Regions from separate parts of the Mus musculus genome. Here all the other regions are linked to region 4. A link is a loop called in an ENCODE intact Hi-C map of the cell type or tissue named here. Cell type or tissue: heart. All regions are shown on one strand.

What was found. Hi-C counts contacts between places; a loop is a spot of excess contacts. Peaks named below come from ENCODE experiments on the same cell type or tissue, not always from the same donor. Only the 100,000 strongest peaks of a DNase experiment are listed, where the experiment ranks them.
Region 1: a loop joins it to region 4, with 4 times the contacts of the local background. A loop is called at or near these places in 11 of 42 quality-filtered maps.
Region 2: a loop joins it to region 4, with 2.9 times the contacts of the local background. A loop is called at or near these places in 11 of 42 quality-filtered maps.
Region 3: a loop joins it to region 4, with 9 times the contacts of the local background. A loop is called at or near these places in 19 of 42 quality-filtered maps.

The regions. Positions count from the first base shown.
Region 1 is chr1:89,203,513-89,211,512 of GRCm38, forward strand. No RefSeq gene overlaps it. Among named protein-coding and RNA genes, the nearest start is that of Gm34331, 100 kb to the left of the region's middle. In heart, a CTCF peak has its summit at 3,994 (motif pointing left); no DNase peak of the experiment used is centred here.
Region 2 is chr1:89,187,502-89,195,501 of GRCm38, forward strand. No RefSeq gene overlaps it. Among named protein-coding and RNA genes, the nearest start is that of Gm34331, 88 kb to the left of the region's middle. In heart, CTCF peaks have their summits at 4,169 (motif pointing left), 4,389 (motif pointing left) and 5,549 (motif pointing right); DNase peaks (open chromatin) are centred at 1,910, 3,310, 3,710 and 4,150; H3K4me3 peaks cover 733 bases; H3K27ac peaks cover 4,836 bases.
Region 3 is chr1:88,738,999-88,746,998 of GRCm38, forward strand. No RefSeq gene overlaps it. Among named protein-coding and RNA genes, the nearest start is that of Platr5, 12 kb to the right of the region's middle. In heart, CTCF peaks have their summits at 3,600 (motif pointing left) and 6,412 (motif pointing right); a DNase peak (open chromatin) is centred at 6,453.
Region 4 is chr1:88,419,828-88,427,827 of GRCm38, forward strand. It overlaps Spp2 (secreted phosphoprotein 2), which reads left to right. Exons shown (of 8, transcript NM_029269.3): 7 at 756-851; 8 at 6,495-6,611. The coding sequence ends at 841. Among named protein-coding and RNA genes, the nearest start is that of Spp2, 17 kb to the left of the region's middle. In heart, no CTCF peak of the experiment used is centred here; a DNase peak (open chromatin) is centred at 4,994; H3K27me3 peaks cover 764 bases.

The DNA.
Region 1 (8,000 bases), 780 kb after region 4:
AAATGCTGTAGTATTTGCATGTAACCTTCAAGCGTACCCTTGCATATATTAAACCATTTATAGGTTACTTTCAATATACAATACAATGCAAGCATTGTAGAAATAGATGGTGAATTATATTGTTTAGAGAGAAACAGGGAAAAAAATGAAATCTGTCCAGGTTCAGTACAAATGCAATTTTCTTTTTCAGTGTTTTTTTTTTCCAAACTAGAATTGGCTGAATCAGTCAATATGCACTATCATATGTGTGTGTGCATTGTGTACATACATGTACATACATGTACGTGTATTTTTTGAACCTCAACTATGTTGGGAAGATGCTCATTGGTATTTGTAAACTACCTGTGAGTCAAACTGATAGATGGAAGAAAAGGGTTTCCTTTTATTTTTTTGTTATTTGGCATTTTCTTGGGATTAAAACCTGCTTAATATAAATGGTGAGTTAGTTCTCAGTGGTTTGTTTGTTTGTTTAAAAATCTTGACAATGTTTGAAAACTGATCATTGGTAGTCAAGCAAAAGCTAATCAAACTAGTAGATGGGAATATCTGACTTGTTAATCGGTATTTTATTCACATTTTGGCTCTTCATACCCGTTTGCTTTCTAATAGAACCTGCTTACTATAAACAGTACACTAGTCCCCTGGCTGAGCCTCCCCTGGGACTGCAGGGTTTTCTCCAGCGTCCGCAAAGTCCTTCTGGGCTTTTCCAAGGCTCTTCTTTGATGCCCTCCGCATTCTGTCCTTCCCTTCCCTTAGTTCCTCCCTCTCTCCCTCGGGCCTCTCTAGACTCCATTCCCTGATCTTTACCTGGCCATTTAGTCGTTCCAGACCCTCCTGGTTCTGTTCCTTGTGGAAGACACCTTTCTTTCCGTCTCTCTGTTCCCTCTTCCTCTCTGAGGTCTCTCAAAATGCCTTCCCTCCTGTGGAGGCTGCAATGCACCGCAGCTGGAAGCAGCTACCTCCCTGTTAAGTGGGCTTGGAGTAGCATGGGCCTCATGACTCTGAGGTATTGACTACTGATAGGATGGTAAGAATCAGGTTGGTTAAGTGTACACATTTCTACAAGAAGCTAATAACTGGCAAGGAAGAGTCTCAGAGTGGAGCCAAGACCTCTCTTTCCAGCATGCAGCTGATGGGTGTCAGCACCCTTCTGGACCATGGAATGTTCTGTGTGTCTCTAGTGCTCCCCTATGGGCCCTTGTCTTAGTTCTCTCCTCTTCATGACCAGGCAGAGCCCTGAGGGCCAAACAGCCAGCGTGTTTGGGGCCATTCAAGGGATGTGATATCGTCTGTTTTGGGGCCTTCTCCACGACCCCCACCTCCTCATGCTGCAAAGGAGAACCATGCAGCGTCCTCCTACGTGCTTGAATCATGTGATGTGGAGCCTCCTGGACAGGAGCAAAACATCGCCAAGAAATGTAGCCTGTTATTCAGAGGTCGCAGGCAGAGTGAATTCCAAGTGATTTTCCAGGCTACTGTCATATGGTGGGGACCATCTCACTGTCAGCAGAAATTACTACCTGTCTCGACAAAGAGTTACTTGAAGCACATGGCTGTTCATCTGTACCCGAACTTCTATGAGCAATCACTCTACCAAGAAATTGACTGGGATATTTACCGACCAGATGTGTCTAACTTGCTGCCTATGGGTTACATGCTGCAGTGGTGGCAGTGATGTGTCCCAATGAAAAATGCAGGTGACAATACTGGGCTATTAAAGGTCAAAGAGACACGATGCAATGTTAAACACTTGTGCTGTGTAAGGAGAGAGCCCTGAAGAATATTAAGGATGATTCTGAAAAAATGACTGAATGAATGAATACACAAATACATAAATAAACAAACAGAAGCACCCTGGAGGTTGGTGAAGCCCGTTTTGGTCACTTCTTTCATTGTGCGATGTAACTTTAAGGAGGAAGGGTTTATTCTGGCTCACAGTTGGAGGGGCTCAGTCCTTAAAGATGGCGGCTGCAGTGGGAAGCAGCTGATCACACGGCACGTACAGGAAGCACACAGATGAATGCTGACCTTCTACTTATCACTCAGTCTAGGGCCCCAGCCTAGAGGATGGTGCTGCCTACAGTCAGACACCCCCACAGACACACTGGGATGTTTGTCTCATAGGATTTTAACGAAAAATAACCATCACAAAGCCTTACATCTAAAACCCAGGGAGTAAAATAGTACTGGCTGCGGGGCACCTGGCTGAATCGTCATAGCGAAGAGCCAAGATTTATTTGGGTTTGGAACACCTGGCAGTGGTTAAGAGACCCAAACCAAGGAGTGAGAAAGGCCAAGCTGTCCTACAGGGACATCACAGAAAAAGTTGCCTGGTGGGTGTGCGAGAAGGTTTGGGGGCAATGAGCAAAGAGACAAGAAGAAACAGGATTTTAAAAATGATGGCTGTCTTTGGTGAAATCCATGCCTTTTTGAGAGGCATATTGTGACTCACACTAGAGCTATCTTGAGTCTCTTCCTGTAACTGTGTGGTGAGATCATCAGCATGGATTTGGGTCTCCTGTGGCAGAAGAACTTAGCTGTGTTATCATCAATGATGACTCCCTATTTTTTTTTCTTTTTATGTGTGTTTGTGTTTGGCCTGCACATATGTCTGTGTAAGGATGTTGGATCCACTAGAACTTGAGTTACAGACCGTTGTGAGCTGCTGTGTGGGTGCTGGGAATTGAACCCAGATCTCCTGGAATAGCAACCAATGCTGCTCTTAACTGCTGAGTCATCTCTCCAGCCCAGTGAGGAGTCTGTTGGGGAGGCTCTGGACTTTTGGGGTGTTTCATCTTTATTGTTTTCTGAGATAAGTCTCTCTGGTCTCCTTTCTGGTATAACTCAAGCTAGCCTGGATTTCTTCACACACACACACACACACACACACACACACACACACACACACACACACACAGACACACACACACACACAAAAACACACACACACACACACACACACACACACACACACACACCACCCTACCCCTGGCTTCTGCCTGCTATGTGCTGCAATTGCAGTGGAACACCACCACAGCAGTTCAAGGGCTCTGCTGCTGTATATGAGGACTTCCTCCTACCTGGTCATAGACCTAAGCTTGAGAAAGAACCGGTTGAGCCTAGTTCTCTCACCAGTGATCCCTGGCTCCTGCCACTGTGGCTGGCCATGCACATCTGACCTCTCTCTCCATCCTTGGCCTGGCTCCTCCGTCATTCAGACTCTTCCTCTGCTCCTGGAAGGAAGTGCTTCTCAGTCTGTGGTCCATCCTGGGACTTGTCTCCTTTCTGTTCAGCTGCCCTTCTCCCATAAGTTGCTGCTCACCTGACCTCTGCTTCCACCCCCTCCATCCAGACCCTGTCTTCCTTTGTCACCAACATGCCCACCCCCAGTACACGTTTACACACACACACACACATACACACACACTCACTCACTTATGTGCACCTGCACACACACGTACACACCCTTTGTTTTCTCCTACAGCATTCTTTTTATCTTTTGACATCCCTTGGCTCCGCAGCTTATCTTTAAGCTTTCTGGGCAGTAGGCATGACTCATGTGCTGCTATGTCCTTCCCTCACAGAGAAAGACCCTTAATAAACACTAAATCGCTTCACCAAAGTCCTAAAATCCACAGTGACTGTGACTACTGACTCATACCTTCCACCTAGTCAGGAAGCCTTGCCGATTCCAGCCAAAAGGGCCGCACATCCCAGGAAGAGGCAGGAAGAGGAGGGCTGACACCTGTGTGCATCTTACTTTTCCAAAATTACAGGGTGAGGTCATTTTCAGAAGGTTGCCTGTACCCTCTGCAGCATCTTCTGTTCTTTAAAGCTTCAGGAATGAATGAAAGCAGCTCAAGAGATTCAGAGTCTTTGAGTCCCTCCCTCCCTGCATTCCCTAGCAAAGAAGCTAGGCAATTGGGGCCCACCTTGGTCTATTTGCTGGTTAAATGAGACCTCGGTATTCATAACACTATACTTCCCCCTGGTGGAAATAAACAGGCTGTGCTGATTGTAATCCTTCTCCTGAGGCCCCAGCAACAGGCAGGAGAAGCTAGGAAGGGAAATCAAACTGGCTGGAGAGGGCTCAGCAGGAAAAGACTCTCATTGCCAAGCCTGATGACCCATTTTGACCTCCACATGTGCACACACAGGCAGCTACACACACAACCAGTAAATATATGCAACAACAATAAAAGAAAAAATCAAACCTCTCTTTTTGCAGGCTTTTATTTTTAAATCCCAGAACATACACCTTCTTTCCTATTGGTTCTGTGTCTGAAAGATCTCTCTCTCTCTCTCTCTCTCTCTCTCTCTCTCTCTCTCTCTCTCTCTCTCTCCCTCCCTCCCTCCCTCCCTCCCTCCCTCCTTCCCTGTCCCTCCCCTCCCCTCCTCTTCTCCTCTCCTCCTCTCCTCTTTCTCTTGTGACTTTGCTTTGCTATGGTCTTGCAACTTAAATTCCTTATTACCCTCATTCAAACAATAAGGGATGGTTTTAAACAGTGTTTCACTTCCTAGTATCGTCTCAGGTTGCATCTTTGCCTCTAGGACTCAGTTTTAGATGTTTCAGGTCACCTGAGCTGACCAGCATGGGTTAAAACACTTCTACTTGATGTCATTCAAGCCACGGCTAAAACCTACAGATTCAGCTACCTCATGCTTAAATGTCTTCATTAAGATCCATAGCCAAACATTAGGCAGAGCTTGGGAATCCTGCAGAAGACGGGGAGGAGTCAAGGCCACCACATGAAAACCCATAGAACCAAATAACCTAGGCTCCCAGGGACTCATAGAGACTGAACCACCAACCAGGGAGCCTCCACAGGACTGACCTAGGCCCTCTGCACATGTCACAGCTGTGCCACCTGGTCTCCTGTGGGACTCCTAACAGTGGGAGCAGGGGCTGGCTCTGATTCTAATGTCTGCATTTAGGCCCTTTGCTCCTACTGGGTCACCTCTTCCAACATCTCATGGTCCTATAGACACTAGAAGTAAAGGAATTTCCCACACATTAAAGCTGAAAAGTGTGTGGAGACAAAGAACACTAAAGACGGGAAGGAATCTTCATGACTTTGGTGTGAAGACCGGTTTCCCAAACAGCGAAAAGGTAGCATTCAAGACAACAAATTCGGTTAAGGGACTCAATGCAAACTGGTCACTGACATTATTCCTCCGCCTCAAAATATAACTTTAAGATAAGAAAAATTTTGACATCCACAATATGTATATTTGTAAAGCATGTGGTCGAACAAAGGTCAGTATTTGAAGCAAGGAAGCAAGCAAACAAACAAACAAACAAACAAAAAACAGATGTGATGAAGAATCTTCCAAAAGTTTCCTAAAAATCTTTTAACTTGATTAGTCATTAAGGAAATGCAAATTAGAGGAACAAGATGTGGGGGCTACTTTCTTGCTAAGCCTTTAAATGAAAAAAAGAAGATTTATGTATTTGTTTATTTATTTATGCATGCGTTAGAGAGCATGCATGTGAGCATGTACGTAGAGATCAGCATACAACCTGCAGGAGCCCCTTCTCATCTTTCCACCATGGAAGCCCTGGGCATAGAATTTGGGTCATCATGCAAATGCCTTAACCTACCACAGAGTCATCTCACCAGCCCTAGCTAGGTTCTTAGACTTATTTTAAATTAGCTAAAATGAAAGACTAATTCCACGAATTTGACAAGGCTGTGGAGAAACAAATTTGCACACGCCAAGAAGGTAGGTGTAAGGAGATTTGTGTAAACACTTGAGCATCTGTCAACACTGAACATGTCTCATATCTTTGCTTCACACATGGGTAAACTACACTACAGAGGCAGGATTGTTCATAGCATCATCAGGCATACATCCCCAAACCACGAAACAAGACTAATGTCCTATAAGAGTAGAATGATGTATATCTAAATTGTATCGCACATGGGATGAACTGTAACATGGAAACAAGTGAGTATCTTACTAAATACAACACAGAGGAATCCACCAACTGAATAACGGGGAAAGCCAGTCACAGGGGGTGATGATTAAAGTGAGCCAAACACACCTCTGGTGCTTGGACACCACAGGTGCAGTTTGCTGAAGAGGAGGTGGCGTTTAGGGGAGGGAGCACGGGGCTCCTGGAGGGCTGACCCTGAGGACCCTCGAGGACTGACCCTGTGTGGTGTTCTTCTTGTAGTAACCACTAGACTCTAAGCGCATAGTGTGACCACTCACATGAACAAGTACTTGCCAGATGTCAATTACAAAGTCATTAGTGGTAAAATTACAGTCACGTCTTACAGCCTGCTGCTCCTTTGCTTTCAAACTCTGTGTTTGCATTCCCAGTAAAGCCGAAAATGTCAGTTCGAAAAGCAGAGCTCATGCTATGAGCTCAATTCAGGCAAGCCAGAATCCATAGCCAGTCTGAACCACAAAACACTGACCATCGAGGAACTTAAATGTTCCCTCTGACCTCCATAAGTCAAACACTGCAAAATACGAACACTGGCATCACAAAATGGCCAGCAATGGTTTGTGAAAAAGGCCGGGGCTCCGTGTTTAAGTGACTGCCGGAGAAGCTGTAAAGGTGCCAGAATCAGAAATGCTGAGGCCAAGTGGAAAGTCAAAACATAAGATGTTTTGTTTGGAAAGTAGAGACCTACTCTTCCTTAAAATTATAGATTCATACACTAGAAATAATGCTGGCACCCTTCAGCGCTGGACTCCAGGTGTTGAGTTACAAAGTAGCCATCTTCCTGGACTGGGGAGACACTGTAGCTAAGACTCCCATGGGCTCCCTTTTGGCTGTTACTGATGCATCCTCTTACTTCCCATCTCCATCATGTGACCCTTCTATCCAAGATGGAACTCCCTGCAAGATTTGACGCCTCCTTAGAAAAGATGTTTGTGGGGGTTTGTGGAAGCAGGTGCAATTCACATAAACTGTGTGTCATTAGCCTTTTGTTAAACAGCTTTCATCAGCTTATTGGCAATCTCTCTGTGACACTGGATACCCAGGGCACTTCCCCTTTGGATGGCCGTCAGTCACGTTGTTGCTACCTCCCATCCCTTTTTTTTTACCTGTTCCCCTCATGCCTCTAGCTACTCTAGTACATGAAAAACTCCTTCAATATGTGTTCATGTGGAAATGAGTAACAATCATGTTGGTGTATAGCAACAAATGAGTGTGAAGTAACTAACAGGACAAGTGTATAGTGTGGTGTGATGTGTGATGTGTGTGTGTGTGTGTGTGTATCTGAGTTATCTGAGTGTATTAGTGAGTGAGAGTGTCTCTGTGAGCATGTATAAGTGTTTACATGTATAAGTGTCTGAATGTATAGTGTATGTACGTGTGTGTGTGTGTGTGTGTGTGTGTGTGTGTGTGATATTGTCAGTGCTGTTCTGTAAAAGCTCCAACTCTAACTGCTTCCTGGATTCTTGACTAGTCAGGGTTGAGGGGGTGTGGTCTGCTAATTCACATCTACTTCCTAAGATGCAAAGTTCGTGTATTTGGTTGCTGATTGGTTATTTGTAATAAAACTGTTTTCCTAGGCATAAAAATAAGACTTAGTAACTGCTTTCTATATTAAAGTCATGAATTGTTCAAAGCACATTTGTGCTCCCCAGGAAGTCTGGAATAAAACACCAGGGGCTGTCACAGTCTCTTTCTCTTCCCCTAGAGCCCACAGGAGTCATTTTCTTCACTTTTACCTCTTTTTCTTCCAAGACAGTATTTGTCCATGGAGCAATCGTGCTTGTAGCCCAGTTCACTGGAAGATTCGGGAAGGCGAGTGAGGCAGGATGCAGTAAGTCCAGGTCTCAGGTCACCACCTGCTCTCAGACCTATGTCTCAAGAGCCTGAGTCCTTTGTGTTGTAAGGAGGGAGTCCCTTTGTTTTTGTCTCTCTCATGCCTGAGCCTGACTGTCCACGACTGTGGCTGTGGTCAGTGCCACCCCTCATCAGTCACAGGAGCCCGGCTTCAGAAACTCTGTGTCCGCTGCATTCTTCACTTTGTCAC
Region 2 (8,000 bases), 770 kb after region 4:
ATGGTGTCTCTTCACAGCAATAGCACAACTACTAGTTAGAGCACACAACTCTAACTAAGACAGTGATTTATGTGCTAAGGGTTGCTTGACTAACCAGGTCAGTATTTTTGTGAGGGAAGGTAGCTTGCGCAAGCGAGTACCCAGATGTCACCCATTTCTGCTCTGAGAACTTGTGACTGTAAATTGATTTCTCAAACCTGTTTTCACTTTATCCTCTCAGCTCTGCAAGTGAAGCTGGGCAGGAGGCACAGTGGCGATGCTGTATTGAGTTCCGTGATGCTCAAAAAAATGCTGTCGCTCTGTTCAGTCAAACCCTCGGGCTAGCCTGAGGCTCCCGAGGAAGCAAAATACAAAAATGAAATAAATCATAAGGAGGGCGGGGTTGATTATCGAAAGTCAGCACAGAGAAACTGTTAAGCATCTATAGACCAAAAACAAACAAACAAACAAACAAACAAATAAAATTCAGCCAGTACCTCACATCACATGCAACCAATCAAGCAGAAGGCTTGAACATAAGACAGGGATCTCTCAGATGAAGGAAGGAGGGAGAGAAGCTTTAGGATAGAGGTCTAGGCAAATGTGTCTTCTTAGACACCCAAAGCAGATTCAGAAAGGGGCAAAACAAAACCAACCCAGTCGAAAACAAAGAGCATGGCATTTATTTGGGACTAATTATGTCTGCTGTCTAGGAAAACACAGGCTTCAGCGGCCTCGAAAAGGAGTCTCTGGGTTTAGCTTTGAATCTCAAGGGGGTTGGCGATGACATCATCCATTAGTCAGGGGTTTGAAGTTAAGCTGTTAAGAATGGCTTGGGAGGTGACTTAATCTCTGGCTCACTTGGTGGGTGGGAGCAAGTGGGAGGTGGAGTTAAGATGGGGGGGTGTCAGAGGTGCTTCTGTGGTGAGCTATCTTCTGGGTGGGTGTGTCTGATGGCCTCCTGACACCTGCTTAATTGTCTGAACCAGGGCACTTCCATTTTGATTTTTTTCTTCCTTGAGACAGGCTTCTCCTGGAGGGTCTGCTATCTGTCTGGAATACAGAATGTGGCTGTCAGCCAGCCTGGCGGTACAGGTCTATCACCCCAGCAATTTGAGAAACTGGGATAGGAGGACCGCAAGTTCAAAACCAGCCTGGGTTACAGGACAAGTTCAAGGCCAGCCTGGACAGCTGCTGGAGACCTGGTCTTCAGATTTAAAAAGGGGAGAAGAGGATGGGATGACCGGTTTTATGTCAACTTGACACACGTTAGAGTCATTTTAGAAGAAGGAAGAGCCACTAAGAAAATGCCTCCAGCACACTGGCCTGTTGGCAAGCCTGTGATGTGTTTTGTTTGTTTGTTTGTTTGTTTGTTTTGGCGGGGTTTTTTTGATTGACAACTGAATTGGGAGGGCCCAGCTCATTGTGGGTGGTGCCAGTCCTGAGCAGGTGATCCTAGGTTATATAAGTAGGCTGAGCAAGCCAGTAAGTAGCATTCTTCTATGACCTTTGCACTAGCTTCTACATCCAGGTTTATGTTTTGATTTCCTGCCCTGACTTCCCTGAATGATGAACTACAAGCTGTAAGCGGAAATAAATCTTTTCCTCCTTACGTTGTTTTTGGGCACAGCAACAGGAAAGTTAAATAGGACAGAGAGGTAGGAATATAATTTATCAATAAAGCACTTGCCTCAAACTCTCTGTGCTGTAGGTTCAATCTCTAATACTTATGTAAATAATGAAAAATAAAAATAAGAATATAAACTGACATTAGAAGTGGCCTGTTAGTAATCAGGCACCTCCTTGGCCAGCCCAAAAAGGACCCTGCGACAATGTTAGCAATCAGGCACCTTCCTAGGCAGCCCCTGAGGGACTTGGAACAATAAGACGCGTCATCACTAGCTGCCCAGAGGCGACACATTTCCACTGTTGACCCTGTCACATGTCCTCCTGCACATGCCCTATGCTCCACCCCTCCCCTCCCCCTCCAGGCAGCATCTGTACCGCTGTCTTTTAATAAGCCTCCATATGAGACCTGCCACTTAGTTCCATCTTGACCAATCCCAGATCCCAAGTTCAAGTGTCATGATTGACAGCATTCTGTCTAAACTCCACCTCACAGTTACCTGGCTAGCCAGGTAGACCTGACCCACAAAAAAGGGGCTGATTGCCCCATTCTTCCTCTCATTCTTGTTGTCTCTTGTTTCTTTGCTTCCCTCCCCTCCCCCCCCCAACACCTCCACACCCCACGTGCTCATGGCCGGCCTCTTCTCCTCTACTGCTCTCTCTCTTTGCCTTTCTCTGCCTCTACTACCCTCTTAACTCCCCTCTGCATGCCCTGAATAAACTCTATTTTATACTATACCTTTGTGTGGCTGGTCCCCCAGCGGGGAGGGATGCCTTGGTATGGGCCTGTAGAGACACTCCCTTCCCCTCCATACTGCATCACACTTCCATAGAACATATTCCCTTCTCTTTATATTTTTTATAAACACATCAATAATTTCAGCTCTTGGGAGAAATTGACATCTTGTGTGTACTCCACAACATCTAAGAGAAAGTCCCCAGTTCTCAGGCTCTGTGGGGCAGGTGACATACCTACCACAGCCAGAGGACAAGCCTATTTTGTACAAGAAGCCAGCACCAACCTTAGTGTAAAAGGCAGTTTAAGGAGTCTGTTATGGGCCACCGAGGAAGATGCCCTATCACATAAAACCTTCAATCCATTCTATCCAGCCTAACACAGTTCACATGTCAGGGCTACCCACACATGGTTTCTCAGAAAGGGAAGCCACATTTCCAGCCGTCACATTGAACTAAGATTGTTTAAGGAGCTGAGACAAACCTCTGGATTAGCTTTATGTATCCAGAAAATTAAATTAACTAAAGCGTTGGCCCCCAAGGCAGCCGGAGAATCCGTTTCATTTTGTAAATCCAGATCTCCAAAAGCCAAAATGCATGCTCTGTGAATGGGGCCCCATGACTCTCTTCCAATCCCTTAAGCTTTCTAAAATCATTATGTATTATGCTGATAAAATAATTTACCCAGGGCTAGTTCACGGTGGAATGGTATCTCAGTGCACAGTCATTTTCTTAGACTAAAGTACCATTTCTCCTTAACGACAACGCAGCAGCGGAGGCAAATGTATTTGGAGTAATTCATTATCCTCCCTACAGTCCGGGAGATTTGCTCAAGGGGTCTTTGGCTCAAGGTCAGGTGACTGAGACCCGAGAATTGCAGAGGGAACCAAGTCAGCCATGAGGTAAAGCATCAAAGCAGAGCCTTGGAGATAAGGGGACAGGAAAGGGGGCTTCTTGTGTACAAAATTCCTTGGGAAGGATTTCCCGTCTTGTAAGAGCATTTATGCAGCTAGGTCTCAGCGTCACACCATGTTGAATAAATAAACCGGCCTCGGAACATCTGCTTCCTGGATTTGGAACTTATTATTGACTTAATCCCATAGTTTGGCCCAGGGGTGTTTTTTTTTTTTTTTTTTTATTAATTAAAAGCGGAAGTCCATATTTTTTTCACCATGGAATTTCCAAATCATCAAAGTACAAGACAGAAGTTTCTAGAATGGCTTTGATTCTTACCCTCCCCCTCCCCCTCCCCTCCCCCTCCCCCTCCCCCTCCCCTCCCCCAGGGCATTCAGCACTGAAAGAGACCAGAGGTCACTCAGGGGAGGAGGGATCCAGAGCCAACAGGTTGAGACTAGAAGAGAGGTGGGGGCGGCTATGGGCAAGTTCAGTTTTATAGAGGCTTAGAAGGTGAAGGTTTCTGGACGCCTTGGAGACTAGCTACTGCCTTGGCCGCTGGGGAGGAGGCTGATAAGCTGAAATCACATTCCAAGCATGCCATTCCAGAAGGAGGGTAAGAGTGCTCAGCAAAGTCAGCTTCAAAGAGGGGTCTGCATCTTATCTCAGTGAGAAATTGCTGAGACTTGAAGAACCACTAAAGGCCAGTGCCCTTACAGATTTCTCTGTCAAAATTTCTATCCGAAATGACGTCAAGATTGCACTAAGAGAACCGCAGTGACCCGCTGTGGAAAGCAGATTGCAGGGTTGGAAAGATTAAGAACACTTACTTCGCGCTCTTGGAGAGGACCCCAGCGGATTTCCACTGTGAGTCACAAACATTTCTAACCCCAGCTCAGAGGGATCTGGCGCCCTCTTCTGACCTTTGCAGGCACTGCATGCACATAGTCCACTTAATGCACTCAAATATGAATACAGGACTGGAGAGAGGGCTCAGTAGTTAAGAACATTGACTCTTCTTTCAGACAACCTAGGTTTAATTCCATCACCCACATGGCAGCTCAAAACTGCCGGAAAACTCCAGGTCCATGGGACCTGACTCCCTCTACTGGCCTCTTTGGGTACTAAGCAGGAAAGCTGTGCAAACATACAGGTGGGCAAACACACACACACACACACACACATCCTCATAAAATGAATAAACCTTAAAAGAAAATGGATGTCATGTCAGCAGACTCTAGGGTGTTCTAGAACACCCTGTGACAGCAGCCAAATGGTGTGGAGTCCCCTCCTCTAAAGGGACAAGAGAGACAAGACAGAGAGCACCTTTCCAGGTCAGATGTTCTGTGAGATACCGTATCTAGGTGACCTTGAATCCACGGCTCCATAGTGTCAACAGGTGACCACATGGCTGGGCCTCGAGAAAGTTCTGTATGAACTGCAGGTGAGCCTGGGAGAAAGATCTGCCTTCAAGCCGGGGAACCTTGGTTGGCCTTCAAAGCAAGGTTAAATCAAGAAATCTGTTCTGCCCTCAAAGATATTGCCACCTGAATTTTCCTCTCCTAGAAGACTCTAAAACACCAGATCCTCTCTGAGAGGCTACACACTTCTTCCAGGAACTCTCCAGAGCAGAGTTGAGCAGGAGGTGTCTGCGGCAGGGTTTGCCTGCAGCTAGACGTCTCTCTGCCTTTCACAGCTGATAAGGCTGGAAAATCTAATCAAGACATTTTAAGTAGCAAGAAAGGAAGGAAGTCCCAGACACTCCTACTTGGGACCTGACTCTCAGCAGCTAAGATAAGAGAGTCAACCAGTCCCACCGAGGCAGGGTCTATGGGGATCAGGGCTTCTGTTCAAGGCTGGAGCTGGGTGAAGTCGGCAAAGAAATGTACAGCAAGCATTCGCCTGAGGAAGTAGCTTATGAACAGTCTCCCAGTCAGAAAGTGATGGGGCCCCAGGGCACTGGTGGAAGCCAGAAGGGTGGATCACCTGCCAGCCAATCAGACAAGGAAGACTCTGCACTGGTGTCAGTCTGGGTCCCTCGCTGATGTGCTTGAACTGTGGGAATCCAAGTACTCGCCTCTCCCGTCCCCTCTCTGCCTGTGTTAATGACTGCTTGCTTGCCTAGGGTCATTGCTCCTCCATGAACCACCCATCTACTAGACCTTTGACGTTCTTCCCAGCTTTTCCTGCTTTTTAAAGGATACAAATCATGGGATCCCCAACACCCCAAGTAGCACACATTGTACTCATGAAACATGAGCATAGCCACTAGGCACTCACCGGACTCAGAGACCACAAGTGCAGTTCCTCCCTCCGCCATAAGGTGGCAGTGTTTTAAATCCAGCCTCTCATCGGAGGCCTCTGGTCCACCAAGATGCTTAGATCTGGATTTGGGCCCCACAGCTTCTTGGGAATAAGGAACTAGATCGTCTTCTAAGAAATATTTGTTTCTTTCTATGTTTCTTTGCTTCTTTCTTTTCCTTACATCCGTTGCTACTTTGTTTGTTTGTTTGTTTGTTTGAGATAAGCTCTCAAACTGGCCTTGACCCCATTAATGAGGAATCCATGGGCCTCACCTCTCAAAAGTTGAGACTAGGGGCTGGTGAGATGGCTCAGCCAAAAAGAGCACCCGACTGCTCTTCCAAAGGTCCTGAGTTCAAATCCCAGCAACCACATGGTGGCTCGCAACCATCCATAAGGAGATCTGACTCCCTCTTCTGGAGTGTCTAAAGATAGATACAGTGTACTTACATATAACAAATAAAAAAATCTTAAAAAAAAAGTTGAGACTAGAGGTATGTGCCACCACACCCAGCTATCTAAGCGACATTTCAAGATTTCCAGAGGTCCTAAGCTGCCTAGGAATTTGCATTTTTTAACGAATCCTTTAAGTGATTTCTAAATAAAATCAGTCTCCAATGCAGGAATCAAGCAGCACCCACACACACCTCAAGAAGTCGAGTTTTATGAAAGTGAACAGCTTTCAACTCCAAATAGCAGCGAGAGAGTGGGCGGCTGGAGGAGGGGCAGCTGCTGACGATGAGGAAAGGGGGAGGGGTCTCCATGGAGAAGTTGACATTCATAAAACAGTGCTTTAAGCAAATGAAACTTGCCTGAGAAGTAAGTCAATGATCCAAAAGAGAAGACAGAAAAGTTACAGTCCAACTCTACACCCCAACCCCACCCCTGCAAAGCACATCCCACCACCCGTCTCCTCGTACAGCTGGAATCTATTTAGAAGATAATGGGGGAGATATTTTACAGGTCTTGATCCATTTAGAAATAACAGATTCATTAAATTATCACCAGGCTCCATCAACTCTTCCCCTGAACCCCCTGCAGGCAGAATACCTCCCACCAATGTCCTCACCATGGTGCCCAAGACCCAAGGATATGTGATGTTTCATGACAAAAGGAGTTTTGCGAGCAGGGTTGAGTTGACAGAATTTAAAATAGGGAGGGTGAGCCTGGACTACACAGGTAAGCCTAACCTGAATGCATAGAACCTCTCTAGCTGCAGTCCTAAGATAATAACACCTGTAAAAATGTAGGAGGGTGTGAAGGACGAGACTCATCCTCTGCTGATGGCGGGACCACCGGAAAAGGAGAAACAAAAACAAAAACAAAAACGTGGGCAGCCAATAAGAAACACATTTGAGAAAAGGCTTCCTGCTTGGCAACCACATAGCTGCTGGCCCCTGGCTTCCGGGGGTTGGCACTGACCTGTGGGACTACGATATGAAAAGGGATAAGTTTTCCACACCATGTTCGTGATGTTTGTTCTCACGTGCTGTGGGGGCGGTGAACAAGGGGAGTCTGAAGTGCACACTCGACACGGCCTCACCTAAAACACATTAAACTAACTCCTGGGTGGTCACGTGGCCAGGCCATCCCTCCGCGGCAAGGTCCAGCCCAACCTGCGGGACCATGGAGAGGAAAGAATTCCTATGATGCTTCTGGGAAAGACCCGATAAGAGGAGGGGCCACAAACTGAAGGGTTGGCTGGGTGGCTCCTGTAGTGCAGATGGCCCAGCTGTCCCCTGGGCAGCTCAGGCTGAGGTTTCTTTTAGGAAGAGCTAACGGAGCTTGGGCTGTCAGTTCCAAATCCAGCCTTTACTCCCAGAAACTAATGCCTTTGTCCTTGCTGGCTTCTTGTGGCTATTGTCCATTTCCTGGTCGTTCCCTACCAGAGTTCAGGGTATGGCTGGGTTGTTAGTAGGATAGCGCTGCCTCTGACTTCTAATTTTACCCAGACAATGTATCCAAGTCTTTACACTTCGCGTCCTTACTTGTGAAATATGGTGACACAGTACAACACCCTCCCACGCTCCTGAAGTTTCTCTTTCTGAGGTTCCAGTGAAGCCATGATTGGCTGAGGTTCAAAAGTATTCGATGGAAAACTCTAGAAATAAACACTTCATAAGTTTTCAGTCGTATGTTCCTCTCAATTGTGTGACGAGATCTCATCTCTAATTCATCTCTTACAGGATGTGGCTTCAACCACTGGCTACCTTTTAATCACCCAATAGTTAGTTGTCTTGGGTACCAGACCAGTTGTCATAGTAGCACAGTGCTGTTTTAGTAACCCCTTATTTTACTTAATAATGACTCCATAACTCAAGAGCAATGATATTGACAGTTTAACTGCAGGTGGGCGGTTCTGGGAGACTCAGGCCCAGGACCCAGGGTCTTTCATGTGACTGGAGGGCCATCTTGTTCCAGAAGTTTCTTGGAGCCTTCTGGAGTAAGTAACCTTTGACTTGGAC
Region 3 (8,000 bases), 320 kb after region 4:
GTGTTGGGAAGTGCTGCTCTAGAGCTAACTGCAAGTTCAGCAATACCAGTTTAATTGCTTACACTTTCTTGGGGAGGCGACTCCCACACAGATAAGTAGGAAACAGACTACAGCTGCTCCTCTTTAAGCCAACACCCTAACACCACGTTCTAAATGGCATCTGCATTATGGCTTTCCATCTGCTCTGTTTATACTGGCATGAAGCTTTCTACCAGGCTGAGATGTTGATCTCTCAGGCCCCTCTAATTGTGCTGAGTGCCTAACAAATACTCTCTCCCCTGCCACACAACCCAGCATTGCATAAACCTTGTGTGGCGGCACATGCCTGAAAGCCCATCACTAGGAAGGTGGAGGAGGGAAGATCAGAGGTTCAAGACCAGCCTCGGCAGCACAGCAAGTTAGAGGTCAACCTGGGACACTGAAGACTCTGTCTCAAAAAAAAATGTATTTCAAAATTATTAACAGCAGGTTTTAAAGATTCTCAATGAATAGAAGCTGAAGTGCTAGATTTGCTAGCTGGCTTAATTTTTCATGCAATGTATACATAAGATCTAAATGTTACACTGTATTCCATGAATATACAAAATCATGAAAACGAACTAATTGAGAAGTTAAAAATAGCCCAAAGAAAGGTTAATCAGGGCAATTACCAGCAAAGCTGAGCTACTCTTCAGAGTAACCCGTACTCCTGCCAAAATGACCGTGCCGGGTTCTCTGTTCCCAGTTGGTTCTTGGCTCAACCTCCCAGAGAGAGCTGCAGAGCCAAGGGAGGATCCCAGCTCCAGTGGTGGAGGTCCAGTTAAGGCCAGTTTTCTCCAGTGCCCTCTAAAGGGAAGGTGTGGCTTCTCAGGTGTGCTTCCAGGACATTCAGGAATGTCCTGACTCAAGACCAATACTGGATTCATATGACTTGTTATGATATTATTAATAATGAACATCATTTGGGTGCCTGAGGGTTCTTCCCAGCTTTGTTCATTAAAGTCTATCCCTAATCGATGTTGATCTCTCAGGCCCCTCTAATTGTGCTGAGTGCCTAACAAATACTCTCTCCTCTGCCACACAACCCAGCATTGCATAAACCTGGTGTGGCGGCACATGCCTGAAAGCCCATCACTAGGAACGCTCTTCATGTTCAGGTCCCGCCTCCTGTCTATCCCCCCCCCCCAACCCATCCATGAGTCTGTCAAACTCCATGCATTGGTATTTTTACCTGCCTCAGGGATAACCAGCTCTTTATATGGACTATTCAAGTTGTCACATGTGTACAGCAAAAACCATAGATTTGAAAACACTCCAGGACTTCCACACATGAACTTGTGTGAAATTTCCCATTGTTGGAGGGATAGACCTGAGCCTGAAGAGCACTGTGTGACTGAGTACATCCATTAGGGATAGACCTTAACGGGCAAACCCTCAGCCACCCAATGATGATCATTATTAATAATACAACTAGTCATATGAATCCAGTATCTGTCTTGAGTGTCCCAGAAACATAACTGAGAAGCCAAATATAACCTGAGAATGAATGAATGAATGAATGAATGAAGAGAGGTTGGACAATAACCTTTTTCTTTATTATGATGAAAATTTGGCTCCCATTTTGAGGGTGCAGTCAAAGGCATGGAATCAGGAACATGGGGCTGGTCATGTTGTCTCCACGGTCATGAAACAAAGATGGATGCTGGCTCTCAGCCCAATTTCCCCTTTTCATCCAGACCAGGACCCCAGAACATGATATGGGGCTGCCCCCATTCAAGGTGGGCCTTTCTACCTCTACTAACCTGATCTTGACATCCCCTCACAGGTGTGCCCAGAGGTTTGTTTCCAAGAACTCAAGTCCCATCAAACAATCAATGTGAACCGTCAGAGAAGGATAATCGGCAAGTCAAGCCCCCCCCCCCGCCCCCGTAAGGTGTTTTTATTCTATTTGACAGTGTGTATATCCTGTATCCTGTCTGTGAGGAGATGCTCCCAGTATGATGACTTTATAGAAGGAGGGCTAGGGGAGGAAGAAGAGAGGGAGAGGAGGAGGGGAAAGAGGAGGAAGGAGGGAAGGAAAGGAAGTTTCAATACCACAGGGTAGATGTCCTCGGTTGAATGCAGTAGAGAGACCATGTGTGAACCACGCTTCTCTTAACATATCACAAAAAGGAGAAAATGGTGGAATGGGAAGAACACCGAGCCAACAGGACAGAAACATAGGCAGCCTTGGACATGAGTGTTATCTTCTGCATGAAATGTGCTCTGTGCGTATGCCTGGGCGCTTCTGCCTGAGTCACCAGGGCCCTTGATGACCAAGCGTCTGCCCCTCACCTCACTGCCTGCCTACCTATTCTCAAGAGAAGACCACACACAGCTTTGTACTTTCTAGATCATTCCAGCCTTATTTGCCTTTACTTGTTTAGCAGTCCTTAGACGTAGACCATGACTTTACGCAGTGGGTATTTATTGAGTGCCTACTGTGAGTCCCAGAATGCTCTAGTGTTAGGGAGCTGCTGAAGGTCCTAAGTATCTTCCTCACTGCCGATCAGAAGTGACTTGGGGGAGGAAAGGGCTTATTTGGCTTACTATTGCAGTCCATCAGTGGGAAGCCATGGCAGGGCTCCGGGGGCACGAACTGGAGCAGAGACCATGGAGGTGGTCTGTTTGCTGACTTGCTCTCTCTGACTTGCTTGCTTTTCTTATACAGCTTCGGTCTATGTGCCTCAGGCAGCACTGCTCACAGTAGGCGGGATCCTCCAACCCCAGCACACCAGTTAGTAATCTATTCCCCCCACAGACAGGCCCCAAGCTGACAACCAAGAGACACTATCACTGTGGGCAGGCACTCCATGCTAGTGAATTTCTGCCCTTGGAGGGCACCACAGAAGAAGCCAGGAGACACGAAGAAAACGATGCCTTCAAGACTGGCATTCAGTACTAAGGAGGTGGTGGCCAGATAGGTCTATGAGAGTAAGAGGGAAGGTTCAGATAGGGTCTGAGTAGCTTCATGTGACAGTTCCACAAGCAAAGTCCAGAAGACAGATGAGGAAATGCTAAAGGCTTCAGGTAACAGCAAGGAGCAGATGAGGGTGAGTCGCTGCAGGCTAGTGGAGAGCAGATGAGGCCATCTGAATGAGCAGGGTCTGCTGGACCAGGTACAGGACTTTGTGTGACATGCTGTCTGCTTTTCTTGAAGTCTGGAAGATGATAATCCACTTTCTAAAGTGCTGTTTTGCTAAGTCCTTTGGCTAAACTGCAGCTAGTACTGTCTACAGTCAACCAGCCCCCATCCCTGACTTATCACGCCCTCATAGAAGGGCTCCTATAAACCAAAGCAACATCTACATGCATTGATGTGGACGCAGTGCCAGGATCTGGCCATCACGCACACACACATACTGCACGGCTAAGGGAATGAATACATGGGATGACAGCCTCTATAATGCCTGGTTGTTCTGTAAGATTTCAGTTTCTAGGTATGCGTTTTGGTTTGAAATGAAACGTCAGAATAAACGTCAGCACCTCAATGATTCCTTGTGAGGAAGCCGGAAGCTCAAATCCACACAGAGACACAGATTTTCATCTGGTTGGGAGACCTGCCCCCTGGTGGTGAGGAGAAGAACAACAAGTAAGCCAGGCTCTGAAGCTCATGGGCCTGTTGTCAGTAGGTCATGTCTTGGCTCTGTTCTTTGGGTCCCATGGATATAGACACATTTAACATTTTCCTAATGAAAAGCTGAGATCCACGGTATTCACTGATTTGGGATTAAAGGGTATCTGGCTTCCAACGTCACCACCCAGAGACACACGTGAGCACACTCAGAGAGAACAAACTGAGGTGCAAGCACGATCAGAACACGGAATCAGACTGCCAGCTTCTCACCCCAACAGATCTGGCTGCACAGGGGCAGAACAATTGCCCCTGCTCCCCCATCACTGGGCCAGAAAACCACCACGGGTAGTCATCACCGCGGTGAGTTTGTGAGCGGCCGTGCCATGTCCAGAAAATACTGTTTTGCTTTGGTTGTCATCTATTTCTGACTCTTACAAAATCTCTGCCCCATCTTTATAGAAGCTTTGTGAGCCTCGAGGGTAAGGGGTATGACCTAGCTGCCTCATCTGTGGCTCAGCACTCGACTGATTCCCATTCTCGTGGACCTACTGGCTGTAAGTTTCTGCATTGGCCACTGTCCGGTGCACAGAGGAGCCTCTGATGAGGATTGAGATCTGCACGAATCTGAGGGCACAGAGGTGTGCCGCTAAAGGGCAGTTTGATACTATGTCCATTTGGCAGGACAATAGTAGTAAGTAGCCTTTGGGGCCTGTGAGTTCACCAGATTAAATGTATCCCACCCCCCGGCCCCGCTCCACCCTGCCCCACCCCCAATAAAATACATTTTAAGTCACAATATTTAAGGACTTTCCTGGCTCCTGGCTCCTAATTTGCCACCAGGTGTCTTTAATGAAGCTCAGGTGCAGATCTCAGGTAGTTTGGAATAATGTTGTTTTTACTTACAGTTATGTATGCTTGTGCATGTGCCGTGACACATGTGTGGAGATCTGAGGGTAACTTGTAGGAGCTGGCTCTCTCCTTCTGCCCTATGGGTGTGGGGCTTGAACCCTTATCATCAAGCTTGCCCGCCATTGCCTTTACCAGCGCAGCCATCTCACTGGCCCAGGTATGTGTTTGTGTGCAGGTGAGCATGCCTGTGTTAGCAAATGCATGAGTCACGGAGGGAGGATAGAGTAGAACATTTGAGTGTTGTTCCTCCCACACTATCTACTTTGTTTCTTTGTAGAAATGGTCTCCCCCTGGCCTGGAACCTGCCTATAAGGTTAGGCTGGCCAGCCAGTAAGCCTTATCTGTCTCTGCTTTATCCAAGGCTGGGGTTACAAGTGTATGCTGAAATGCCTGGCTTTTCAAACATGGGTACCAAATTCAGGCCTTCCTTCTTCCACAACAATCAATCTACTTAGGCTGAGCCATTGCCTCAGCTCACAACAGTTTTCCAGTAAATCTATCTGTGTTGTTGGACTGACCCCACTTTTAGGGGTCCATTCCCTCCTTCCACCTTGTGTCTGAGGCAGGGCCTCTCCTGTTTGTGCCACTGCACACCACTGTGTACTCCAGCTAGTTGGTTCAGGGGCTTCCTACAAACTCTCCTGTCTGCCTCCCATCTCCGTAAGAATTCGGGGTTACAGAGTCTTGCCAACACCGCGTCCAGCTTTTTGTGTCGATCCTGAGCTCAAACATGCTCACATAGCATTAGAAACAAACAAAAAACAATCTCGGTGTCACACAAGGGAGCACAGGGACACAGGAACACAGGAACAAATCCGTGAACTCGTTTCTTGTTTGTTTAAAAAAGCAGGTAGGGGGAGCACACTATGACCCAAACCAGGCTAGCGAGAGTCCTTGGCCAAGATGGCTTCAGTCTTTTATCCCTGACAAAGGTGGGATATCTCATCCCATTGGTGGGAGCTCCACGTCACTTTCTGGACTAGCCAATCAGTGAAAGGGAGAAAGAGAGGTTCAGGAAACAGGAGCAATGGCCAGGTTAGGTACGTGAGATTAAAACAAAACACAACAGTAAGCACTCTAATCCACTGGGTCATCTCTCCAGCCCTTTCCCAATTTTGCGGGGGGGGGGGGGTGTTTGTTGGTTCGTTTGTTTATCCCCAGTTGTTTGTACTGGCAGATGTGGGAATAGTCTCATGGTGGCTCAAAGGAATGCATTCCCCACCCCCACTCCATGTAGAAGAGAAACATTTTAAATACATCAACTTAATATTGTATCTCCTCGCACATCACCCACACAGTGACAGGGAGCATTTAACCTAAATTGACAGTTCTTGGCACTGACTGGGCTACCATCACATTTTTAGAAGCTTCAAATAGAAGCACCCTTGCCCGATCCACTCCCGAAGCAAGATTCTCATTTCAGTTTAACCACAGATTTGAATCCCATTAATGTTAAATCCTGTAATCTTTGCAAAGAGATTCTTCCCATATCTTTGGGGTTAGAAGACAGTTAATGAATCCGTGAATTCTAATTCAGTCCTCAACTTCCACATATCTGAACGAATCAGATAAATGACGTGTATTTTAACAGGACTATGAGGCTTAACTAGCTCACAGGAGAGTGTAAGAAATCCATGTTGGAAGATGAGAATAATACCCTTGCAAAGATAAGGGTCATTAGAATAAAAAGGGAAGGAAAAAACGAATGAAGTTTTAAGGTCTAAGATATATGCAGGAGTGTAAAACCCTCAAATCTTCTCCCGTGAGACTCCGTTCTAACAAATTCCTTCACCGTGACATTCTCTAAGGTGTTGTCATCTTCTCTAGAATGTCTAAGTGGCAGTCTGTGAACCATGTCTCTGGGGCTCCAGTAGGCGGAACTGTTTTGATTGTGGTGCTGCTCAGTTCTGCCACTAGAGGGAGCACGTAGCCCACAACATAAGTGTAACTAAGGGTGAAGAGTGCCCTGGCTTACAAGCCATGAGCCTCCTGTAGGGATTGCAAGCGGGAATTTCAAATGCACAGTGCTCAAGCAATGCAGTGTAGACCACAGTCAGTGTGAGCACACTCCCCGTGCACTGGCACCACCCTGCATGCCCGACAGACTGTACCTATGCATAACCAACTTTCTCACAAGGCTCCTGTGGGTGCCACGGTTTTACAGAGGAAGCCAGTGAGCCCAGGAGAGGAAACGACTTGTGAGCCTAAGAGCCAAAGGAAACGGACCACAGTTCTACATGCCTATAGCCTCAGAGCTTGAAGGCTGAGACAGGAGGATGGCCTGAGTTCGGGATTCATAGTCCTCTGAGCAGCACAACAGATCTCCCAACTAAAATAATGGTCCTTAAAATTAAAAATAAAAATAATAATAATAAGGAAATGAGTACCCCGGCTCCCAAAGGATGTGCCCTTTCCAGGGTCCAGGAAGGAGTGGGCCTCCGACAGGATGCCCTTTGATTCTCAGTGTTGTATGGCCTCTCTACAAAAACAATACCCTTCTTTTGAAGTCACTGTTCTGATATTCTAGTTGTTCCTGATGTGTGTCCTCTGTTTCCCACTGAAGGCCAGCCTTGACAGTACAGAAGGAAGACTGAAAAGAAAGAGGTCCCCTATCTGAGACCACCAGAGACCCCATAAAGTAGAAGGGAAGTCTGCGGAGCTACCAGAGAAACACAGAGGATGGCCGTAAATCCTGCACTGTCCCGAAATGCAAAGGCGTCAGTCAACTTTCTGTGAAAGAATTCCACACAATTAAACAAAAAGTGACGTTCTATTGATTTCCCCCGGTTTCCCTTTGTTTAACCAAGATCAGGGTGTGAAATCACAGGGCATAGTTCTCCCATGGGCATGCTGGAGTTAAACGCTACTGTTAATTCCTTACCTTTATTTTTGACCGTTGAGCTAGAGATAAGCACTGCTTTGTTACATGGAAAAGCAAATTGAGTTAAGAATGCAATGTCTCAGCTGGGCAGTGGCGGCACACGCCTTTGATCCCAACACTTGGGAGGCAGAGACTGGAGGATTTCTGAGTTCGAGGCCAGCCTGGTCTACAGAATGAGGTCCAGGACAGCCAGGGCTACACAGAGAAACCCTGACTCAAAAAACAAACAAACAAAAATAAACAAAGAATGCAATGTCTCTTCTTTCCAATAAGAGGGAGAGGTGAAAGACATGTGCGAGTAACTTGAAAAGATGGGGCAGGTCTATGACCCCCAGAGTGCGATGTGAGAAGCCAGAGGGGGTGAAGCTGGGTGTCCTCCTCAGTTGCTAGCAAGGAGTTCTGCAGTTTTCCGGACCAGCAGGCTACAAGGCCTCTGGATGCTGCTGTCTCCCACTCCCCGCCCTGGGGTTCCAGGCCTGTGCCCTCACATCCAGCTTTCACTGGGTGCCAAGGACTCTGGTCCTCATATTTCTGCAGCGAGCACTTTACCAATTGAGCCACGTCCCCAAAGACCTAATGATCTTGGTATGAGCCAGCCACCTGCCTGTCTCATGA
Region 4 (8,000 bases):
CATGGGCTTTGTACTGAAAATTAGTTTTTTTACGATATGGGTATCTTGACAGGGATGTGTGAGTGTCTTTAAAACATGTCAGATTTCCCTAGTGGTGAGAGACCAGAAGAGAGAGACAGAGACTCAGAGGCAGAAAGAGACAGAGACAAAGAGACCCAGAGACAGAAAGAGACAGAGACATAGTTAGAAGGAAATACACACACATGCACACACACACATATGCATGTGGAGAGACAGAAAGAGACAGACACGGAAAAAATACACACAGAAAATGAAAGAGACAGAACATAGTTAAAAGGAGAGAGAGACAGAGAGAATACAGTACAGATGTAAATTCATGTGATTAGCCCTCTTGTGTGTGTCAGAAGGCATCTCTAAGCCACCACTTAACCACACTGGGGGACTTGGAGCATCATTAATGCAGATGTACAGCTGTCTCAGAGATGCCTCTGAACATGATGATTTCATTTAATTTCACAAACGTGTGTGACAAGCATGGGGCAGTTTCCACAGATGCCTTAAAGAGAAATGTGACAGTTCCTGCCCTCGAGGGCTTGCAGCTGAGAGTGTGACATGGGCTGTGGAGTGAGAAGTCAGCTCTGGGTGCCACTGTGACGTGAGAGGGCTGGAGGCTTGTTGAGGAAGGCAGGAGATGGTGCCTTGGGTGTTCTGTGGGCAGCGAGGGCTCAGGTTGTGTTTGCCTTGGTCTCATCCATTTATGCCTGACAGAGTCTGCTTCTCCCTTCCATCCTTAGAAATCATGAGGAGGGGACAGCCTCCCGCCCATAGAAGGTTCCTGAACCTCCATCGCAGAGCAAGAGTAAATTCTGGCTTTGAGTGACATCCTGGAGGTAAGGGACATGTATGACTATTTAGAAGCAGAAGAGACTTAGAACAAGTGCCATGGTATCCTTTCCAGACCCTTTAGTACCCACTCCATCTTCTATTACCTCCTACCTCCTCCATCCATCTTGCTGTGCATCCATCTTGTGAGCTCCCATCTTCCCCTCATGGCATCTGCTGTTACTGATATGACCAAGTTTCTCCACTTTTCCAAGCCACAAAGAGAATATCTCCTGGTCTTCCCAGCCTCTCTACCCCAGTGTTGCCCTCCCTCCATCTTTCCCAGGAGGCTCCGTAATATTTTTATGAAATCCTTTTTGACTTTTCCTTGTCATCTCAACACTGGTGGCCACTTATACTCTCTCAGCCCAGTTCTTTCTTCCCTCTATCGATTACTCTGTCATCGCTTCCTCTTCCTTGATCATCACTGTCATTGATGTGTAGCCTATCTTCAAATGGGCCACACACTCCCATGATCTGGGTCCTTATGTCAACTGTCTGCTAGGGTCATTGGCTGTGGCTGGACTGTGAGATCTGGAAATTCTGCTGGCTTCCTTTCTTGGTTGATGCCGTTGCTACCAACTTCGTTTTCTCAACTTATGGATCATGGGAGCATCAGTGAACCTCCTCTGTCCTTCCTTGTCTCCTGGCATCTGTGGAGTGCGGGGTCGTTTGTTGTATTGACAGATTTATCTAATATCAGCCTGCCATTTCCTTCCCTCGATACTAATGGACTGAATGCATTCTGGCCTTGGGACCTTATCCCACACTGCCTGCCCAGTCTGCTGTCCTTGTGGGCTAAATCAGAGCTGTGCAAACTCCAGACACTGAGCAAATCAGAGTAATGTATTGTACACTCTCCCCCAGTGCTTTGGGGGAATGGTAGACTGAGCCCTGATCTACTAAGCCGTCACCCAGTACGGTGGAGTCTCACCACTCTACACACTCTCCGGTGCCAGGATGAGAGAAAGCAGAATAAGTATTCTGAAAACTCCAAAGGGACTCCACGAGGGAGACACTTAAAAGGAAACTTAAGATACAATTGCAGGAGCTGGAGTGACGGCTCAGCAGTTAAGAGGACTTGTGCTCTCCCAGAAGATCTGGGTTTGATTCTCAGAACCCACATGGTTCCACAGAACTCACAGCCATGTGTAATTTCAGTTCCAGGGGATCTAGCACCCTCTTCTGACCTCCATGGGCACCAAGCACACTTGGTACACACACACACACACACACACACACACACACACACACACACACACACACACGTGCAGACATTCATAAATAGAATGAATAAATCTTAACAATTTTAAATTATATTTAAAATGCAGTTACAGGTGTGGATTCCGGGCACCGACGTTTACAGCACACACACATTACTACCGAAGCCTCGGCATCCGTGTACTTTACATCTTTAAAGAAAACATTGATTGATTTTATGTGTATGAGTGTTTGCCGGTGTGTAAATGTGGGCAACCTGTGCATGCCTGGGGCCCTCATGTGATGGGAACTGAACTTTGGTCTTCTGCAAGAGCAGCAAGCACTTTTAACCACTGAGCCCTGTCTACAGCTCTCCGCACGTGTTAGAGTGTAAACAGCACCGCCTGCTTTCAGACACGATCTGAGCGCCCCAGCATAGCTCACAGCAGCCTTACTGCTTCAACTCTGTGCACACCTCTAGCTTTGTCCTTCCCATACCCACCCCACCCCTGAGCTCCCAGTGATGCCCAGGTTCAGTTTCCAGCACTTGAATGGTAATTTACAGCCGTCTGTAACTCCAGTTCCAGGGGATCCAGTACCGTCTTCTGGTCTCTGAGGGCACCAGACACACTCGTGGTGCGCATACACACATGCAATCACACTCATAGGCTTGTTGAGAGCGGATCCAGGGAGATTCCTGTCACCTTCATCCAGGGGCCCTGCTTTCAGTCCATGACACAGGGCACATCTCTGCTCACTGTGTTTCTTTTGAGCTGGGATCTTTCACTTTGGGTTTTTTTGAGAGACGTTTTCCAGAAAGGCAGCTAAGCGTGGCATAATTAATTTTAACAACTTATGATTTGAAAGAAGTCAGCTGACATTTTACTAAAATGGAGAGAGAAAAAAAAATCCACTGTGGATGAAAGACGCAAGTGGCAGATTTTCTTTTTAATCTAAAAATAAAAACCAACTTCTTGCTGAGATCAAGAAACTCGTCATTTTGAAGAAAGAAACTCATTGTACTCTTTACATACATGCAAAGACCTGCCCTGTGCCCTGTCAAGCATCTGGAGAGGGGAGGGGTTTGAGAACAGAATTTTCAGTAGATGAGCGTGCTTTGCTTATTAATGATATGATTCCACCGACTGTGCATGGATGTATGTGTTGCAACAGAGTGGGATCATCTAACATCTGTGGAGAAATGAATCACCCAGAACACATGTCTTCAGATGCAGCACAGCCTGGAGACCAAGTGCAGCAGCCTCGGCCTGTCCACCGATTGTCACTAGTGTCCCAGTTACATCTCTGGCCTCATGTGACCTTTAGCAGGGCAGGTTTTGAAACAGCCCACAGTGTTGCCTAGGGTCATAAAATGAAACTAGTAACGGCCATACTCTTGTTCTACTGAGGAGGCAGCCCCAGTGTGCTCCAGGCTCTGCTGATCTCTTTCTAAACCTGCACCACTGACTCTGACAGAAATCCAACCCTGAGATCGAGGCTCAGCACCTGCAAGGCTATTTGGGATGTTTTTGTTTGGTGGGTTTGGTTTTTTATTTGTTTCTTTTTCTTCCCATTGAGCCATGGATTCTTTGCAGATGTCTTACTGGTTATCCTTATTGTTTTAGTTCAATGACTAGTGAAGATATCCCGAATGTCTATATAAGGTTACTTATAAAAATATCCCTATTGATTTCATTAAATAATCAGGGTAGGATGGGTGGATGGTTGGTCTTAGTGAGCTTGCTATTCTAAAAATGTGAATCCCATTTTCTCTGTTTTATCATGAGCCTGCCTTAGTCCCTGGATTAAACTAGAAACTGAGCAAGTGTGTCTATAATCTAGTAAATACCATTCCAGTCTTCTCTAAGGTTGCCAGAAATGATTTAATACTAGAGTAGAGAGTAAAATCTAGTACTTAGTAAAAGAGTCGTGATGTTGTTGGTGGGATTCTAAAATACATAGTTTGGAAAACCAAGGTCCAATTCCCGTGTTGCAAAGGGTCTGCTTCTTTATCTTTGTAGTTAGGACAGTTCTGTCTTGGCAATTATGGACTGGCCGAAAGAATCTGAGCTGGGGTGTTTTCCTTTATGCTTCTCTGTGGCTGGCATTGGGATTGTTAGCTTGTGCCTAAGAGCAGTGTCAGAGGCGGGTCTGATGGTGGTTTTGGCCCATAAGTCAATGACAAAAAGATGAGTGCCCCGATTTTTCCACAGCCACTGTTGATTCCTTCAGCCACTGTTGATCAAATGTCCTCTCTGCACCTAGAGAGAGCATGACTCACAAATATGCTTATTGCCTTTGCACCCACTGTCTTGTGTCAATCACATCACATCATATCATATCCTATTGTATTGTATCACACATTACCATACCATATCATATCATATCATATCATACCATATCATACCATAGCATATTATAGCATACCCTACCATACTATATCACACTGTATCGTATCATATCATATCATATACCTGCCATATCATATCATATACCTGCCATATGATATCATACCATACCATACCATATTATATCATACCATATCATATCATACCATACATATCATATCATATCATATCCCTGCCATACCATATCATATCCCTGCCATACCATATCATATCATATCATATCATATCATATCATATCATTTCATATCATACCATACCATGCCGTATCATATTGTATTGTATTGTATTAAATCATTTGTTTCTTAGAGAAGGGAAGCAAGGAGGTCAGAGAGGCCCTGCTCATAGAGGTAGTGTTGGGATTTGAATTTATCTTCTTATGCCTGCTTCCCACGCGTCTGTTTTCTTCTTGTGATACATCTGTATACGAAACTTCAATGCTTGAGATACATTTGCCATGTGCTGAGTGGCACTATATGTACTCTTGCCAAGTAGCCAGCCACAGCTCTGTGTGAGCCATGTACTTACCACCACCAACCAGGTGGGGGCACTGTTCCCTAACACCTGAGGCACGTTGGCCTTTGGGGAGTGATTTCATTGTTCATGTTTCAGACTCACTGGTGAGAATTTCTTGTTATGATCTCCAGAACATGCTTACCTACAGAAGGAGCGAGACTCCACAAAAAGAGTGGGGGACCTGCACGGGGGCCCCAGAGGCAAAACCTGACCACACCCCATTCTCCACTTTCCCCTGGCTCTCATTCCTGCCTGCTCTGCATCTCTTACCAATGCTCTACCACATACAGTGACTTCCCAGGATTTGCAGTGGTTATGCTTTGATGTGCTTGCCTGGGGTCGATCCGATCCATCCCTCCAGGTTGAACTTAGTATGCAACAGCATGCCACCCACTTCCACTGACTACTCCACTCCAAGCTTAAACCAAAGTTCTTCCTTAGAGACCCACCTGTCTCCCTCATGGCTGTGACTAGCATGCCACAGACATCAGTTCAGGCTTCCTTCCTTCCTTGCCCCTCTCCATGTTCTTGGCTCCTCTTCCTTTCTAGCTGAATGTGTCCCAACTCTTCCTGGCAGTTCTTGTTGCCCTCAAAGACTCAGTCACTAAGTCCCCTTAATACAAGTTCCAGGGAACCCTATTAACCTGAAGAATGAAGTCTGAGGTCCTGAGGACTATGGCATATGGGCAGCCCCCCACCCCAGTGTGGTCTCTGTCTGCACCCCTTATTGACATCCTGCCTTCCTCTGCCTCTGCCTCACATGGATGTCTCACACAGTGTGCAATCCCCACTAGATCCTGGGTCTCACGTTCATCCCCAGGTCCGGTCCAGTTCACCTGAGTGCACCTCACTCTGCACTGCCCTTTTCAGGGGCTGATTCCCCCTTGTCTCTGTAGTCAGGCATCTAGAATCTCATTTACAGTGCGTAGTAGGGCGACATTCATCTTCTCCACTGGCTTATGACTTTAAATATTTGGGGAAGTCAATATCGTGTCTTTTTTTTTTTTTTTTAATCTTTACAACCCTCCTTAAATGTTCCACACACTCTTGCTTACTGCACAGATTAACTGATGGGTGGCTGAGCGGATAGATTTGTGGAAATTTGGTCTCTAGCCCTATCTCCTCAGACTGTCACAGCCTCTGGCCAGCCACTGCTTTGATTGGCCCCTCTGTCTCTCATTCACAGACTGATGCCTGGCTAGAGCCCCTGCAAGGAGTTTCTCTGGTCTTCCCTGTTTTGAGACATGAGTTCCTATTCTGTGGCTGTGTCTCTGTCCCCTGATCAGGCTACCTCATCTACCTGTGGTGTTTCTCATCCTGTCTTTGGTCCAAAGCAGGCTGCTCAATGTGGAGCTGTTCAAATCTCCTGTAGCATTTAGATCACTTTCTGAGCAGTGCCCAAGCATCCCAGGCTGAGCCTCCAGCACAGGGATGCTAATGCACACTGTGGTGGTCTAACCTGCCCTTCCTTCTCAGGGTGCAGATGCATACTATGGTGATCTAACCTGCCCTTCCTTCTCTCTTGAATAGATTTCATGAAAGAAAGAGAAGCAGAAGCTGAAATGAAGAAAGGCATGGAGAATGGTGTCTTTTTCCTTTTTATAATCTCCACTCTGCAATAAAGATCTTTCCCTTCCTTTACTGCTCTCTCATTGTCTGGTTTGGAATAGAGCATCACTAAGTATCCAATTTCAGATTAGAGCATCACTAAGTATCCAATTTCAGATGAGAAATTGATGTTAGGAGGCATGAGGAGGATGCTAGGGATGGAGGCTCACAAAGTAACTATGTTTCGAGTGTTTTCAGCCAATTGACAATAGATATTAACATCTTGTTAAAAGCAAGCAGACTCAAGCATCCTGTTGTCTTTCTTTGTAAGTCATCATGGTGACTTTTAGGGCAGGAATACTCTCCCATATGATACAGACAACATGGTACATAACACCATTTGCTCCTTAAGCCCCAGAGAATGGATGAGACGGCACACACCCATGCAGTGGGATGTGACTGACCACACAGCAGCCTGGGTCATCAGGTGGAGAAAATGCTGACACAATAGCGCAATCTGCTAATAACAGAGAACATCTTTGGTGGGAGAACAGGTTACTTTGTACACTGTCCTGTGTTTCTGTACACATAGAACTGTTCCAAGAATAGTTTAGTGGACTGGGGAGACGGCTCAGTGGGTGGGATTGATCAATGCCCATAGGAACCTGAGTTTGAATCCCTAGATCTCATCTATTTAAAAAAATAAATAAATAAAACCAAGGCTAGGTATGGCCACACATGCCTATAGAGCTTTGGGTTCAGCAAGAGATGCTTCTCAAGGAAATAAGGCAGGGAGTGAGGGAGCAGGGTACCTAGGATCTTCCGCTGCCTTCTGTGCGCTTATGGATTTTAACTAAGAAAAAAATTGATTAAGTGGCTAAAGAGTAAGACTCATTGCAATCGACCACTGTGCCTATAGGAGCACCACATACTACTACTGCATTCCTTTAGATTTCTTAGTCTAATAAATTAGCTACAGAATGAAATATCCTCCAAAGTGGGCATTCCCAACAAACCCGCCTAGGGAATAGGGCTCATCCCCAAATCTGCCTCCTTTGGACATCATTTGTGGTTTGGTGTGAGTCGTGTGTGTGTGTGTGTGTGTGTGTGTGTGCGTGTGTGTGCACATGTGTGTGCCTGTAAAACTGTGAGATGGCATCCGTTCTCCCATTAAGAGTTTAGCATGTTGGCACAGCAGTGCTTGTTGGTGACCCTTGAGAAGCTAAAACAGGAGAACTCTAAGTTTGAGACCAGCTTCAGCTTCGTGGTGAGACCTACTCTCACAGAGTTGCTTGTGCCAGCCTTCTGAAAATGACAGCAAGTCAAGATGCTATACAGAATGCTTCTTATATGCAGCTACCTGGCACTTACTGAATGTGTTTCAGGTTTGGCTCCTGCTTGTATCCTGTCATGGTATTTGTTTCAGACACAGACACGTTGTACTGAAGACTGAAGAATTAAAACGTGTTGGGGAATGGCGCTGGTCTG